Regions from separate parts of the Homo sapiens genome. Here region 2 is linked to region 1. A link is an interaction called in ENCODE POLR2A ChIA-PET data of the cell type or tissue named here. Cell type or tissue: HepG2. All regions are shown on one strand. Each heading gives the region's core, and the rest is flanking DNA. Links, peaks and the distances in the headings are about the cores only.

Region 1 (5,361 bases), core at 210-5,209:
TAGGCAAAACAGGAGCCTCTGAGGAAATTCAGAGTTTAGAAAAGTTCTTCCTCTCCATGCCAAACATCCCCCTCATCCCAAGCTCTGGTTTGATTCTTCTGTGCCTGCTCCCCAGACCCATGCCAAGGTAGCCACAGGGGACACAAGGACTGCCCTTGAGCAGCTCCCAATCTGGGAGGAGAGGATAAGACCAGCCAACTACAATCTCAGAAAGTTAGTTGCTGAAGTCAGCACAGGGTGCTGAGAAGACAGGGTCAGCACTTTGTCCTCAAATGCCAGGCTGAGGAGTTTGGACTTGGTCCAGAGAGCAGACTTAAGAGACCCATGGAAGAGTTCTGAGCAGAGTAAACTGGAAGGACCCAAGTATCCAGAACTGAGGGTGGAAGAGATTCTTTGCACACAGCCCAGTCTTCTTGCTGTGGCCTTTGAGAGACCTGCCACCCTCTCCAGCCTTACTCATCCCTTCCTCTCATGCTCATATCAAAACCATTTGTCCCCCAAATGTGATGATCTAAGGGGAAATCCTCAATCAGGCTGGCTGGAATGGATGGATAAGTGTTGTGGCTACTAGCCCAGGGAGAGGTTTGGGAGTCTAAGTGGCCCAGTTTAAGGTGGACATGGTGAGAACAATGGGCAGAGCTTTCAGGCCTGACTGTCCCCCTCCACCCCCCAGTCAGTCCCATCCTTGGGCAGGTCACTTTGAGACCAGGAAAGGCAACACTGAGGTATGCTAAAGTGAGATCATTTGAGGATTAACATATCCAACCAGGATCTCTGCCAGACATCCTCAGTCACAGAATATATAGTAGACCCACCCCACCTTCCTCCCCTGTAAAGGATTCTCTCCCCAGTGCTTCCCAGGGCCCTCAAAGCCCCCACATTACAGCCTCTATCTTAATAGCAGACCTGAATCCCTGCCTCTCCTTCCCCAGAGCCCAGAAATGAACCTGACCCTGCCAGAGGAGGGGCTTCCCCCAGGGAAACCATACTGGTGGGAGAAGTGGCCTGAGATCAAAGCCCAGTTCCACTGGGGAGGTAGGTCTTAGGACTCAGTGACTTGGTGGGGGCGGGCAGCACTGCAGCCTCTGTCTGACCAGTTCCAGTTGGAGTATAAGAAAAGGCAAAGGGGGCATTTTTGTTTTTTGTTGTTGTTTTTTTGAGACAGGGTCTTGCTCTGTTGCCCAGGCTGAAACACAGTAGTGCCATCATGGCTCACTGCAGCTTCAACCTCCTGGGCTCAAGTGATCCACCCACCTCAGCCTCCTGAGTAGCTAGGACTATAGGCACGTGCCACCACACCCGGCTAATTTTTTTTTTTTTTCGAGACAGAGTCTCACTTTGTCGCCCAGGCTGGAGTGCAGTGGCATGATCTTGGCTCACTGCAAGCTCCGCCTCCCGGGTTCATGCCATTCTCCTGCCTCAGTCTCCCAAGTAGCTGGGATTACAGGTGCCCGCCAACAGGCCCAGCTAATTTTTTGTAATTTTAGTAGAGACAGGGTTTCACCATGTTAGCCAGGATGGTCTTGATCTCCTGACCTCGTGATCCGCCCATCTCGGCCTCCCAAAGTGCTGGGATTACAGGCGTAAGGCACCGCACCCGGCCACACCTGGCTAATTTTTATATTTTTTTGTAGACAGGGTTTTGGCACATTGCCCAGCAGGCTGGTCTTGAACTCCCAAGCTCAAGTGATCTACCCACCTCGGCCTCCCAAAGTGCTGGGATTACAGGTGTGAGCCACCATACCCAGCCAAAGGAGGCATTTTGATTGAGATTGTTTTTAGTACGAAAAATCAGAAATAGGCCAGGCGCAGTAGCTCATGCCTGTAATCCCAGCACTTTGGGAGGGTGAGGCGGGAGGACTGCTTGAGGCCAAGCATTCAAGATCAACCTGGCCAACATAGCAAGACTCTATCTCTATGAAAAAAAAAAAGAAGAAAAATCAGAAATAAATTGTGCCTAAAGCTTGGTGGCTGAGACTGGACCAAGCCTCAGTCTTTCTCCTGAGTGGAGCCCTTTCTCGGGGAGCACTGGTCTGGGAAGTCAGTTAGGGCAGCCTGGCATGGAATGACCCCATTAACCATGCAGAGTCCTATCAAAGGGCCAGCCTACTGTCCTCCAGCCAGCCTCACACAGGCAGAGGACAGCGGATCCCCTCTAAGAGGAGGGCCCTCAGGACAGAGAGGACTAGAAGTGAGTTGCCCAAGGTCAAACAGCAATGAGCTCTGGGAGGCAGTGGGTAGTGCGGTATCCTTATCTGCACACAGAAAAGCAAGCGTGGGTGGCAGGGGGGAGGGGGGCGGTGCTGGAACTGAGACAGAGGCCTCACCCACCAAACCCTAGACTCAGAGGCCAGCAGGGCCAGAGGCTGCTGGCTGGCACAGGTGCCTGACCCTGTGTTAAAGTTGCCACAAAACAGTAAAGCTCTGACACAGGGGAGATGTGGGAAATACAGCTTTGACCCAGAGGGGACTCCTCCCCTCCCCACTCCCCAATGGAGCCTGGAAAAAGGGAGGAGAAGCAGCATGTTTACAGCTGAGGAAGCGGGGGCAGGACAGGGCAGGGACCTTTGGTCAGAACGCCCCTCCCAGTAAGCGGGGGAGGCCCCATGAGATGCGGTAGCCGTTTGTTTGCTTCTCACTGCCAGGAGGAAATTAAAGAGAATCTGCCACTTCCTTCCGCCCCAAGTGGGATGAGGAAGGCGGGGGACGGGAGGGACTGTGTGGTGTGATCTGCCAAACATAAGGGCCCCAAATTGCTGTCATCAGCCGCCTCCAGTGCCCCACTGTCCAAAGCAGGCACCTCATCAGGTCTGAGACTCCAGGCAGCTGTCAGGCTTGGAGACTCTGGGGATCAGACCAACACTCCCCACCCCACTGGACTAGTCCCTTACTGCAGCACCAGTTACCCTAGTCTTTCTTCCAGATTCCATATCACCTCTCATCAGGACATACAATTGATGCCCAGTGTGTCAGGTGTACCATCAGTAGAATGGGCTTCTTGGGCCTTCCTAACTTGGCCCAAGTCCAGTGATACCCCATTCCCCACCTCTACCAGACCCACAGAGATGGGCAGGAGATCCACTTTGGAAAGCTCAAGCTCTGCACAGAGGGTGGGAGTAGAATCATGCCAGGACACAAGCCCATTTATGAAGATGCCCAAGGCTGAAGCAGCCAGCCGTGGGTGAGGGTAGGGGGTGTCTTTATTGCACAGTACCAATGTCAGGTTGGGGAGTTACCACCTGAAAAGCTCCTGTTTTCAAAGAGAACTTGACCCTGTCACTCAGATCCACCAAAGGGGCCAGGATCCACCCCTGGGCGGCCCCTGGTCCATGCTCTAGGCTGATGGCCCCTGCCAGGACATCTAACTTCTGCCAGGCAAGACCAGCAAACTGTTCAACGGCATCTGGTTCATGCTGTGGCATCCACAGCCACCTTAGCACCAGGCCCATGGAGGGGTGACTAAGGCAGGAAGAGTAGTCACCAGCCTTCCAGGGGGCTTTCTTCACCACTTCCCAAGGCCACAAAGGGCTTCTTGCACAGATCCCCAGGTTGTGCTAGCTCCTGAGCTCTGGGGCCCCCAGGGTCTTGGTCAGGAGCCTCCCTCTTTCGCTTGTGCAAGGAAGGGCTCTCCTCACCCAGCCGACCCTCAGGGAGGCCCTGGCTCCGCAGACAGACGATGGCTGCAGCCTGCTCCGCCAGTTTCTTGGACTTGTCCCTGAGCAGACAGAGGGCAATAAGGTGAGGGGCAGGGTGCAGGGCTATGAGGCCTGACTCTACACATCCTTGGCAGATTCTGACAAGACTGAGTAAGGGGTCACCATCCAGGGATGCCACTGCCCACATATACCATCTACCCAACCCTCCTAGGACAATGCTGGATGTGTGGGCAGAATGCCCACTCTCCGCCCCACCCCAAGCCTCCTCTCCTATGATAAGGAAACTTACCACAAGGTAGACTGATACTTTTGTTCAGCAACGGTGACAATAGAGGAGAACAGGCGATCTAGAGGGCGTTGAACCTGATACAAAGAGAAAAGGAATCACATGGCCAGAGAAATGAGCCCTGTAGGCCAAACTGCTGGGGTCAAATCAAAGGCAGATAAAAGGAAGTGTTTCCAACCTAAGTCAAATGAAGGCTGCCTGTATCACATGCTCCTCCCAAGCAAAAGTGCCCAGTGGAGAAAGGCACAAATACACAATGACCTCAAGTGTCTGGAGCTGTCACAGACCTAAGCAAAGCGCAGCAGAGCCCTTAGCTGCACATGACTATGGAGCCTCCTGCTGACATCTGGATAGGCCAGGTCCCCAAAATGAGGAGTCACCAGATGCCAAAAGGGTGAGAAGGGACAAGCTAGGAGCAGAGAAGGCACACGTGGCAGAGGGACCAGGTGACTTGGCTGGAGCAAAGGGCTGCAGGGATGAAACTGGAAGGAGCGAGGCACATGGAAGGGTCTCAGGCTCTATGCTGAGGTGCTGGCTTGATCCTTCAGATACTGGGGAGCTGCTGACTTGAGGAGACAGAAGTTAGATTTGTTCTGGAAAAGTCACTGTGGTGGGGGTGGGGGGGAGTGGGGACACAGACACAACCCCCAGAAGGTATAAGCCTTGAGGCCAGAAGACCAGTCCAGATGAGGCAGAGCAGCCTAAGGAAGGCATGGCTGCAAGGACCAAAGGAAGTGAAGCAAGCCTATCTCATGGTTTCCACCCCAGGGGCACCACATCTGGGGCTCAATTCTGTGCCCCATTGGCTGAGGCTTGATCCAAAAACATGTCTGGGCCAAGTGCGGTGGCTCACGCCTGTAATCCTAGCACTTTGGGAGGCCGAGGTCGGGGGATCATCTGAGGTCAGGAGTTCGAGACCAGCCTGGTGAAGATGGTGAAACCCCATCCCTACTGAAAATACAAAAAAGTTAGCCAGGTGTGGTGGTACCCACCTGTAATCCCAGCTACTCAGGAGGCTGACACAGGAGAATCACTTGAACCTGGAGGCGGAGGTTGCAGTGAGCCAAGATCATGCCACTGCACTGCAGCCTAGGCAACAGAGCGAGACTCCGTCTCAAAAAATAAATAAATAATTAAATAATTAAATAAAATTTTTAAAAAAGGCTCATGACCTATAATCCCAGCACTTTGGGAGGCTGAGGAAGGAGGACCACTTGAGCACAGGAGTTTGAGACCAGCCTGCCTGGACAACAAAGCAAGACCCCATTTATTTATTTATTTATTTATTTTGAGACAGGCTGGAGTGCAGTGGCATGATCTCAGCTAACTGCAACCTCTGCCTCCAGGTTTAAGCAGTTCTCTGCCTCAGCCTCCCAAGTAGCTGGGATTACAGGCGCCCACCACCATGTCCAGCTAATT
Region 2 (5,361 bases), core at 66-5,065, 160 kb before region 1:
CCCCCCTGGTTCTGGCAACGGAGTCAGCGCGCCCTCTGGCGGGTGCTCGGCAGCCACTCTGCACAGGTGCGGGGATCCCAACCCGGGAGGTGGGGCCCAACGCGCTGGCTAGTGGGGTGGCCCGGGACATAAGGAGGGTCGCTGAGAGCGGGGACGGGTCTGGGCAGACGAGTGTGGATCTCCGCGGTGATCCCCAGCGTCGAATCCTCTTCCACTGCGAGATCTTTCTTGGTAGCGAAGGGAAGGAGGGAGGGCGTTTTCGCACCACTCCTAGACGCCCTGGAGGTTCCAGGAGACCCGCCACGCTTCCCGCCTCCCACCCTGTATCTGCCCGGGCTTTCATGTCCCCGAGGCAACAGCGCCGGCTGCCTTTAGGAGTGCAGCCCAGGCAGGCCTGAGGGCCAAGGTGAGGGTAAAATTTCGCGAGTATGAGGCCCACGGAACCCAGTTCTTTCTTCCAAATATCTGGCACGCGGTTTTGAGAAAGGCGGCTGACCTCAGGCGGCCTGGGCCGTCGGGGCCTTGCTTACCTCTCTGCCGTACCAATCTCCTATTCATTAATTCATGAACCCCAGGGGAGCGAGGAGTGGGGTGGGGGTGGGGGACAATTTTTAGAGAAGTACAGAAATCTCAAACTACAGAAGGGACCCCTGCGGAAGGTAGAAAATCTGGAGGAAGGCCGGGAGCGGTGGCTCATGCCTGTAATCCCAACACTCTGGGAGGCCGAGGCGGGCGGATCACGAGGTCAGGAGTTCGAGACCAGCCTGTTCAATATGGGGAAATCCCATCTTTATTAAAAATACAAAAATTAACCCGGCATGGTGGCGCGCGCCTGTAGTCCCAGCTACTCGGGAGGCTGAGGCAGAGGCAGAGGCAGAGGAATCGCGTCAACCCAGGAGGCGGAGGTTGCAGTGAGCCGGGATCATGCCATTGCACTCCAGCCTGGGGGACAGAGCGAGACTCTGTCTCAAAAAAAAAAAAAAAAAAAAAAAAATTCTGGAGGAAGAGCTGGAGCCCTAGATAGAGAAGGGGTAGGGCTGGAGAGGAGGAAAGGGCACAGATGAGACCCTACTGCAAAGGCCTGTGTCTTACCATTGCTGAAATACCCTGTGGCAGAAGAAGCTAGCCTTAGACAACAGTTCATTCATTCAGTGACAGGCGTTGGGGGTAAGCCTCTATCTTCGAGGATAGGATGATGGAGCGGGGAGACAATACACGATTAATAAATCGTGTTATAAGTTGGTTAAGTTGGGGGGTTGGGGGGCAGAAAGAAGCAATGAGGGTCGGTTGGGGTCAGGAGTGTGGGTTGTTTAGTAATAATGGGGTCATCTGGAAGGACTCATCTGAAGATGAGTAAGGGATCTCAGCAAAACAGGACCCCACCCTCCTGCCCAGTATTTAAACGAATTTGGTTTTTAAAGAAGAATGCAAGGGTTGGAGCTGAGTGCACGGTAGCTCATGCCTATAATTCTAGCCCTTCGGGAGGCCGAGGTGGGCGGAGTTCGAGACCAGCCTGGTCAACATGGCGAGACCCCGTCTCTGCAAAAAATACAAAAATTAGCCAGGCGTGGTGGCTCACGCCCGTAATCCCAGCACTGGGAGACCGAGGCGGGTGGATCACCTGAGGTCAGGAGTTCGAGACCATCCAGCCTGATCAACATGGTGAAACCCCGTCTCTACTAAAAAAATACAGGCGTGGTGGTGCACGCCTGTAATCCCAGCTACTTGGGAGGCTGAGGCAGGAGAATCGCTTGAACCCAGGAGGCGGAGGTTGCAGTAAGCCGAGATCGCGCCATTGCACTCCAGTCTGGGCAACAAGAGCAAAACTCCGTCTCAAAGAAAAGAATAATAAAAATTAAAAAAATAAAATAAAATAAAAAGAATCTAAGTTGCAGGAGTTGTCTTGCTATGGGGGCAGCCGGATGGGCATCCGGGGTAGTTTAGGGGAGCCGCACTGTGCTACCAGCCCGTGCCTCAGGTTCACGACCCAGCGGCGACTTGGACACGCATAAGCGCGTCTTCCGTGGGAAAGCGCTCAGGACTGCCAGAGACGCCACAATGGAGCAGTCACCTCGCGAAGGTGGCTTCCGGGAAGAGCGGGCGTCGAGACTCAGGCTGAAGAGGAAAAAGGGCCTAGAGGCTGCACAGATGAGGTCGCCAGGAGGGGCGAGAAGGAGACCGAGTAGCGCCCAGACCTTCGGGCGGGGACGCTGTGACCCTGTGCTGTAAGAGTGGAACCCAGACAGGAGCCAAGGAGGAAGCGACGTGCTTCTGTGGAGCTTTAGGAATGCGGCGGTTAGGGCCACTGGTTTAGGGGAGTTGGCTGGAAGGGCGTGGCCGGAGGAAGGGCCGCCTCCACCAAGCGCAGGCGCCCTACCGGGCGGGAGGGGGAGGAGCGTTACTCGCGGTTGCGCCCCGCCCCGCGAACAAATATTTGACATTCCAGGCTTATCGGGAGGAGGGGCCCGAGGAGCAACGTTCTCCCTTCCCCCGCGCCTGATTCGCTTACCGCTTCCGGGGGAGGAGACGCATGGGCCAGTGCCCGGGTGGGCGGTCCGGAGATGGACAGCCGCGCACCAAGGCCCGCCTCCACCTGTAGGGAAAGTAAAGTGCTACTCGCTCGAACCCGCCGGGCGAAGGAAGCACTTCCCATGCTCTCCCTGTCGCCGTGTCCGGGCGCGAGTCATTTCCGTCCCGGGCGCCTGTTTCTTTAGCTGCCAAGTGGAGCTACGCTGAGCTCTCTCCCCCCGGGCCTCGCCCCTTTCCCGGGCATGAGCTCTGGTGATGCGCCCGGGTGCCCCGCTCTCTCCATTGTCCAGGGGCCGGGCCGCAGCACCCTCCTTGTCCGAAAGCGCGTGGTGCGGCTCCCGTCTCAGTCTCGAGTCGGGCTAGGCAACCGCGTGACTCAGTTCCCGCCACGCTGGAGCCCCCTCCTTCCTGCTGGATTATTCAGTTTCTCAGTCACTTATTCAGTTTCTCAGTCACCTCCCTGGGAGAGTTTGGGAAAGTAAGGAACGGCCGGGAAACGCGCCATAAAGGAGCCTCACCAAGCTCCACTGGGCAAAGGGAGGAATGGGAGCCCCAAATGCGGGGCTGTCAATTGGGTTGTAGGTGCGGGATGGAAAAGGGAGGATCTGCAGCCCGCATGCGCGCACACACGCTCAACGCTAGCCCCCCATCGGCCAGAGCGCTCGCAATCTCCAGGCAGCTTCTCCACCGTCCAGAAAGGGACGAAAGCAGGCAGGCCCCCACACGTGGGGTAGGAGTGAGGCTCCAGGCCCGTTCTACCCCTCTCAGCCTCGTCTAGGGTGCAGCTCTCTGCGATTTGGGGGGTTCCTTTCCCCAGCATTGAGGCCTGCCCACTCCCAACCCACAACGACCGCGCTCTGGCACTTCTCAGTGCCAGGCTAGCGCTCGGCCCTAGCATCTGCGTGGACAAGCCCTTCCCTGTGATCCCTGGTGACCACCCCACAGCTCTAACAACGCTGATGTTCCCGCCGCCCTCCCCTTTCCCAGGTGACTTCTGGTGATCCCCCTACAGGGTGATACCCGGCAACTCTCACCGCCCCCTTGACCCTTTGACTTCCATCAACCCCAGACCTGCCGTGTTGACCCCCACAGCCCCTAGACTGCCTCCTGGTGACTTCCATACTGGAGAAGGCCTCTGTCTTGCACGCTCCTTTGCAGAGGCCTGACGACCCCTGGGGAAGAGTGGGGGGAGAGCGGAAGAATGGGTTAGCCCCCAAAATCAGGCAGGACCAGCCCTGGAAGTAGGAATCCGGATCCTAAGCGTGCGCCCAGGCCGGGAGCGTGAGCTCTTGCGTCCTGGGTTGAGTTCTGGCGGCCCTCCCCCAAGGTTCCCGGAGCCGCCCCGGTCACGTGGCCGGCGGGGCCGGCAGGTAACTCGCCTGGAGAGGGCGTGGGCCGGTAGCCGCCCCGCCCCGCGGGGCGCCACGGGCGGGTCTTGGCAGCGCCCACTGAGCCAGCCGGGCCGCAGGTGCCGCCCCCGATACACGGTGTCCCGCCCAAGCTGATCCGCGTCTGCGGTCGGTCGGTGCGTGCGTGCGCCTCGTCGGTCCGCGTGTCTGGCCGAGAGCCCCCTTCCTCTGCGGCCATGACTCCGCCGCCGCCGCCGCCCCCTCCCCCGGGCCCTGACCCCGCGGCCGACCCCGCCGCGGACCCCTGCCCCTGGCCCGGATCACTGGTCGTCCTCTTCGGGGCTACGGCGGGTGCGCTGGGACGGGACCTGGGCTCGGACGAGACCGACTTAATCCTCCTAGTTTGGCAAGTGGTTGAGCCGCGGAGCCGCCAGGTAGGGTGGAAAAGAGGCGGTGAGGTCCCCAGGGAGCTTCCGGGGTCGAGGGGCGCGGCTGATCGGTTTCCCCCGCCGCTCACAGGTGGGGACGCTGCACAAATCGCTGGTTCGTGCCGAGGCGGCCGCACTGAGTACGCAGTGCCGCGAGGCGAGCGGCCTGAGCGCCGACAGCCTGGCGCGGGCAGAGCCGCTGGACAAGGTGCTGCAGCAGGTGAGCGCCGGGGTGGGTGGCGGCATGGCCTGGACGTGAGGACATTTCTGGGCGGGATTGGCGGCCGGAGGCTAGGCCTGGCGTGCCGCAACCAACCGGTCCAGGCGGCAGGACTGGGCTCTTGTTTGAAACTTTGAGCGACTCTCGCGTGTGCGTGCCCCTTTCATCCGCGCGTGCCAGCCATTCCCCTGGGCTCCTTACTTTTCAACCATTGCAGGAACCTACTCCTACCGAAGGGATCGGGACGCAGGCTTTGGGATCCATCCCCAGTTCCCGCCCGGGGAGCGAGGCCGAGACGCCTTTGGGAGACCTGCTGGGTCAGGTCTCCCTGAGCCGCAGCCGGAAGCGAAAGGGGTCGAGGGGCCCATATAGGTCACCTGTCCTTGCGGCCCGCGTCTTCGGCCTGCTTGGGAGCTGCTGGAGCGGAGGCGTAGGGCGGTGTCGGCCCTAGAGGTAGACGCCGCCAGGTGTAAACTGCTCGTCTAGGCCTGTCCCGGCCGGCTGGCCAGGCGTGGGCGCTGTCCCGGCCTGGCCTGGGGGACTATCTGCCTGCTGAGTGCAAAGGCCTGGGGTGCCTCCTGCCCTAGCTGAAGTGGGAGGTGGTTTCCATTGCTGTTTTCTTTTCCTTATCTTCACTACGGCGCTCATTCTATGTCTGACTCTTGAGTGTAATTAGTGTAAGTCCTTTTTATACACTCACGTTCTTTCATCTTCCAACAACTCTTGTGGTTCCTGATGAGGAGGCACCACGATGATGATTCCTTGTCTGTTCCAGAAGGGCTCCCGGCCCTTCACTTGGGGAGTTTGCTGGAGGAGAGCTGGGTTGCCTTGCTCT

What was found. Peaks named below come from ENCODE experiments on the same cell type or tissue, not always from the same donor. Only the 100,000 strongest peaks of a DNase experiment are listed, where the experiment ranks them.
Region 2: POLR2A ChIA-PET joins it to region 1 with 57 read pairs; 24 of 35 experiments call an interaction of 5 or more read pairs at or near these places.

The regions. Positions count from the first base shown.
Region 1 is chr16:68,077,103-68,082,463 of GRCh38, reverse strand. DUS2 (dihydrouridine synthase 2) reads right to left here. Exons shown (of 17, transcript NM_017803.5): 16 at 3,946-4,019; 17 at 3,144-3,715. The coding sequence ends at 3,478. Among named protein-coding and RNA genes, the nearest start is that of NFATC3, 5.6 kb to the left of the region's middle. In HepG2, for the core only: no CTCF peak of the experiment used is centred there; DNase peaks (open chromatin) are centred at 2,293 and 2,543; H3K4me3 peaks cover 948 bases.
Region 2 is chr16:68,234,799-68,240,159 of GRCh38, reverse strand. ESRP2 (epithelial splicing regulatory protein 2) reads left to right here and starts at 4,033. Exons shown (of 15, transcript NM_024939.3): 1 at 4,033-4,312; 2 at 4,398-4,526. The coding sequence starts at 4,115. RefSeq lists enhancers at 1,482-2,068, 2,069-2,657, 2,658-3,245, 3,246-3,834 and silencers at 2,326-2,425, 2,456-2,545, 3,856-4,085. In HepG2, for the core only: a CTCF peak has its summit at 5,032; DNase peaks (open chromatin) are centred at 2,459, 3,849, 4,569, 5,049 and 1 weaker place; H3K4me3 peaks cover 2,497 bases.